2 separate regions of the Mus musculus genome follow, and region 1 is linked to region 2. Evidence: chromatin contacts called from ENCODE Hi-C data. All regions are on one chromosome and are shown on one strand. Each heading gives the region's core, a stretch centred on a gene start or an enhancer-like site at or near the end of the contact. The rest is flanking DNA. Distances are from core to core; before and after follow the strand shown.

Evidence for each region. A loop is a pair of places that touch in the nucleus more often than their neighbours do.
Region 1: a map of regulatory T cell shows a loop between it and region 2 (8-fold over the local background). The contact joins the promoter of Pot1a here to the promoter of Ndufa5 in region 2. A Hi-C loop is called at or near these places in 3 of 37 maps with a recorded cell type or tissue (T-helper 17 cell, regulatory T cell and v-Abl transformed pro-B cells).

The regions. Positions count from the first base shown.
Region 1 is chr6:25,807,945-25,810,644 of GRCm38, forward strand. It overlaps Pot1a (protection of telomeres 1A), which reads right to left and starts at 1,274. Exons shown (of 18, transcript NM_133931.5): 1 at 1,231-1,274.
Region 2 is chr6:24,526,165-24,529,083 of GRCm38, forward strand. It overlaps Ndufa5 (NADH:ubiquinone oxidoreductase subunit A5), which reads right to left and starts at 1,526. Exons shown (of 5, transcript NM_026614.3): 1 at 1,362-1,526; 2 at 1,109-1,153. The coding sequence starts at 1,382. Asb15 (ankyrin repeat and SOCS box-containing 15) reads left to right here and starts at 1,980. Exons shown (of 10, transcript NM_080847.3): 1 at 1,980-2,105.

The DNA of each region.
Region 1 (2,700 bases), core at 24-2,523, 1.3 Mb after region 2:
GCTATAAAGCATCAATGTCACAAGTCTTTGTGATAATTAAACAAACTAACATACACACAACACCAAAATGCCATACAACAGAAAAAAAATACTAAATTGTACTGTTCACTTAGCATTAAATGACTATTTTTTCCTAACCTTTCTATCACTAATTCAAATCTTTATCAACTCTTACATTCATTGCTGTCCTTACCTAATTGGATTTTCTCCCTTTAAGCTTTCTATATCCTATATATTCTTTGTACAGGAGGCAGAGGAGGTTCCTCTATATGTCTTTCTCCTGCTAACATCTAGTATGAAATTAACAGTTTTACAACAGCATCCAAATTCTTCAGCATACACGACTGTCAAAAAGGTTAAATACACTGTGTCACACTGAAAGTCTCAGTTTTAATTTCTTAATCTAACATATGAAACCAAAAAGCTATCTCATGTTCACATATCATACTGCTACACATTACTAATTGGAATTAATAATGGTCAGATATATTTATCTTGGACCTTAGAAACGTTTTCCATTGTATCATAAAATAATATGCTCGTTATGTGACTGCTGGAAAACTGTAAACTGATATATTCAGTCTCAGTTGTAACTGTAAAAATAAAAACCAATCTCTTACAAAGATACGAAATATAAAGTATGGGTATTCCTTCTCGGAGGAAAATGTTTTCTGAGTTAACAACCTTCTTAGCTGGATTTCCACTTAGCTTTTGTATTTAAAAAACTTCTAAGATTTTAGATGTTACAATTTCACCAACTTCACCTTGGTATCTTAAAATGTTGGACGTGGGGGCGGGAGATAAGCACGGGTTTTATTCTTTAACCCCTTTGTCAATGAAAATATTGTGTACGCACACTGTACCAAAAAGCTTCCTGATTTCAAAACTGGCATTGGTTGCCTCCTCCCTCAAACTCGTAAATATCCTAAGAGAAACTTGCAATTGATGTTAATCTGTGAACTCTAGGTTGAAACTTCTCAAACTCCTTGCCTGGGCTACTCAATAGCATCGCTGCTTAACGAATAGAGACCAACCGTCCCCAAAACACTCAGCAGCATGAGGGAGGACTTGGATCTGTTCACGTCTCTTCCCGATAGGGATCGGTCAACACTAACAGTACGTGTAACAGCATTTCTGCAAATCTGCACCAAATTTTGCAGTGAAGAGTCCTCGTTATATTTACCCAGGGTCGGCCCGCAGCGAAACCCAAACCTCCCCAAATTCACTCACCAGCAAAACCCGCGGACAACTAAAGTCTGGACCTAGGCGCCTGTGACGTCATGCACGCGCGCGGGCGCGAGCAGCTTAGTTCACGCATGCGTACTCCGCTAGAATTGCAGTGTGGCTGGCCGGGAACTCCCGGGTAAACAAGAAGAGGAAGAAGAGGGCGGAGCCACAGCAAGCTGTGTCTCAGCCACCAAGGCTGCTTGCCCCTCCGCTCCTTGGCTCACGCGGATTTCCGGTTGCCCAAAGGAGACAATCCCCAGCCTGCAGGGCGAGCCGGACCAGTTTAGGATCAGCCATTAAAGGCTAGCCACACAATCCAAAATAAGAGTCTTAAATCCTGTAGCAAGTGAGAACTCTATTCTAAACCAGGCTGGTTCCAGATTCCATTCTGTCGACTGGAAGCCCCTGACGCTAAAGCTTTTATTCTAAGTTAAACATTCAAATACGACTTTTCCAAGGCTATAAATACATGATGGTGATGATGTTATTTGTTTTATAGCACTTTGGTGACATCTGGGGTATTTTCAGGTAAACTGAAGAACCTTGCCATTATTTTCTAAAGCTTTCTTCTCTTTCCCCACTCCCCGTGTTCATAAAATATAAGTGAACCAGGAATAACAACTAAAGTGGAATTCAAGGACTGCCCATTAGAGGAGTATAATAAGGCCCAGATCCATACTGTTAGTCACTTCACACAGTTGTGAAATACTATTTATCCGCTAAGTTTAGCCACTGTATGGATTTTGGATCCTGTGCACTTTGGTTGAGAGCAGGGAACCGGAAGATTCTTCTAACTCCAGCTGAGGTCCTGGAGGCAGCAACTTTGGCAATAAGCAAGCAGGGAATCAGAGAAATTAACAAGAACCATCAACCAAACTGGTGACATACTGGTCAAGAGAACCGTTATTGCTGGTGATAGCTTCATTATAATAACGGGTTAACATTCTTCGGGAGTGGGAGGAACAAACATAAGCATACTTTGAAGCTTATTTCAAGTGGCTTGTGAACAAAGTCCCCCTTTCCCAGGAAGAACAACCCTTTTTCTGAGTGAAATGCACAATTGTTGTTTTACGAATTCCCGGTCTGTTAAATAAGCTGCTGTACTTGTGTTTTTCACAAAGCGTTGCTTTCGCTTCAGAATTAATCCCCCATCTGATCTGTGTCTGACTTCAGACAAAGCCTATACCCAGTTGGTGCCACATTCACTTCCACCACAGTCAAATCCCGTCTATCCTCCTAGTGCATGGTCATGTTCTCCTCATTACTTTCTCTCAGTATTTAAACACATTCTTCTACATTTGAAGTTTACTAGGAGCAGGGATAACGGTTCTATTTTACAGCCAAGACTGTATATAATGGCTGCTAGCTTTAGGAGCTAAATATTCATTGGATGAACAATACTCCAGGGAAAAACATGTTTCTTTTCTTACCTTTAACATCAGCCTTTCCATCCTTCCCAAACCCCCAGCTGAT
Region 2 (2,919 bases), core at 276-2,775:
GACACAAGTGAAGATGTCAACTAAGAGCATGTGTGTAATACATACATACACACACATGACTATAAAAGGTCAGTACTTGATATGGAAATATAAACGTTAACTGTTGTCTGTACCCCATGAGAGCCAACCTAAACCTAAAACCTGTCTAAGAGCTAGGTCTTCAATACTACAACATGGGGAAATGAAGGAACAACTGGAAAAGGCAAATAATTAGGGGGAAAGAAACAATAAACAATAAAACAAACAAACAAAAATCCCAAACTAAGAAACTTCGAAGCTCTGACATCCAGTAAACAAAGTACTTAATGCAGATTATCAAGAGTGTCAAAAATGCTTCACTTGGGTCAATGTGAGGGCACAGAGGGCAAAGGTGCCTGCCAACAGCCCCGTGACCTGAAAGATCCCCAGGATCTACAAGGTGCAAGGAGAGAGCCAACTTCAGAAAGTTGTTTTCTGACGGACAAACACTGGCATGCACACAAATAAATAAACGTAAGGATATTTTCAATGCCACTTTCGGTACAATTACGAGAAATGTGAACTGACTAGCAAATTTAGCATCACTGGTAACTCCTTAAAAAAAAAAAGTTTGGGCCTCGCTTAAGTGTACTCAAGGAGTAAGAGACAGTGAGCACTGACAACGCTTTCGAGTTATGTGTGTAGACGGGAAGGAAAGAAATGGTGCAATTGCTGAAAGGGGGGATAAATCACAGTGGTTTTGTTTAGGTTTGTTTGGTCTTGGTTGTTGTTTATGTTTCCCCAATGGATACCGAAGGAGGCAACCATGAGGACGACAGGGTCAGCCAGTGTGCGAAAGGCAAGGCAGAAATGTCGGTAGGGAAAGGATGGAAAATGAAAATGCGACTCTGAAGGGAGCTGAGAATACTCCACACCACTGACGCTAAGAGAATGCCGTGAAGAAACGCGTCTTAATTAAGAGGTCACGGCGAAGGCAAAAGGAGGCATTGCAAAAAGGATGCCACGGGGTCAGCGAAGCTCAGCGCTGCCCCGGAGGCCAGAGCTCACGGGGGTCTCGTTAATCTTGCAAGGGCAAGTTCGGTCGATCACAGTCTTGCTTGAGAAGGACGACACAAAAAGTCGCACTTACCTCGTGTGGAGTGTCGCACACCGCCAACCCCACCAGGCCAGTTGTCTGTGCAGAGACAAAACAGGACCGTGATGTTTACCGTAATCCCCTGGTTAGCCGACCCTCCCGACACAACTACGCACCCTGTCGCCCCCTGCCAGGACAGCGGAACACTCCCCCAACCCCTCCTCTTAGCGTCTCTGCCCACCGATGAGGGAGACGCGGCTGCCTACGGTCCCCATTCGCAGCATCACGGTGACCTCCACACGCTCACCTTTTTCAGCAAGCCCGCCATGACAGCGTCCAGCGCCTCCAGCGCACAGCCCTCTGGGAACCTTTCCCAAGCCCGCTCAATCGAGCGTCGATGCTGCCCCTGAGTCACCTAAGAACACTCTTGGCTCCAACCGCTCGGGCTGGGTAGGGGCAGCTCCCGCCCACCTAGGAGAGGTAGATTTGCGCCTGCGCAGCTCACACAAGCGGCTCCACGCAGGGCTTTGGTGTAGTAGAGACCGACTGACGTCTCTGAGTACTAAAGGTTAAGAAAAGCGCTACGCTACGGAAAAACTTGCAACGTAGTCACTGCAGGGACTTTGATTTTGCTCAGCCTTCGACTGCTATTTTACCCGGACTTCCTCAGGTTATGGAAATGAGGGTGGAAGCAGGCCTGAGCACCATGAAGAATGCTTTCCCTCCACGTGTGTGAATGCATACTCATAAGTGGAAATTATAAAGTGGAATTAACCATCTGATGCATCCGTTTTCTCTTGAGGAGACTGATGAATGAAAGGTTATGAAGTCGTAGTCTTTGTTCCAGTGGGTGTTTATGAGGTCATAGTCCCTGTTCTCTGTCCCTCCAGATCCCAAGAACATCTGTCATTGTTGAGTGTGTTCTAGAATGTGGAATCATGGCTTTATAAAAGATGCATGTGTTCTTTGTAACTTTGGATTCAAGCGTCTGCATGGCAGTATTTGCTAAAGACATCGAGAGTAGACAGACTTGACTGATCCAGGCTATGAGGTACTACAAAACGGATTGCTTCCATGCGGTACAAAAATAAGTAGATTTCTGAACCAACCTGTTGTAGAGGGCCACACTGAATGAAAGCTTGCTAGTGGTATTCTAAGCTAGAGACAGTAGAATTCGCTATAAAGGGACACATCCCGTGGCATCTGTGATATCAGAAGGGGATCTAGGAATGCATTAACAAACATTGCAAGAATAGAATGTTCTGGGTTCGCAGGTGGTAGAAGTGCACTGTATGGCCGACCCAGAGGAGTAAATGTCCCAGTTCTAGGAAAGGCGGATTTTAGGAAAGTTTGAAAATGCCAGAGAGGAGTTTGAGGCAGGAGAACTAGAGCCAAGCTCTCGACCTACTACATCTTACAGAATTTGCTCTTCAGGCCCTCTAACCTCCAACCTGAGCTGGAGCCTGTGGTTCTGCTTCTCAGTGGTTAGAGGCTTTATCGTGAGAGGTTCCATCTTAACAAAATTAGGTAGTTAATGAAATCCAGGGTTCTGATTCAACAGAGGAAAACAAAACAACAACAAAAACAAACAAACAAACAAAACTAGGAGAAACAACTGAAAGAGAGTGTCTTGGTGCCCAGGTAATGGTGAGGACATTTGCCCGAAGGGACATAACTTATCATTCCTGGCTTGTACCAGAAGTGATAACAATGCCAAACCAGACAGTTTACACCCCTCTCCAAAACCTAACTAGGCCTGTTTGAGTCATTAAGTTAACCACTTGGAGATTTTCTCTCATACCATTTGTTCAGAAAGAGGTTCAACAAAATTAATGAGTAAAATTGTCCAGTGTGACCATTTTCAA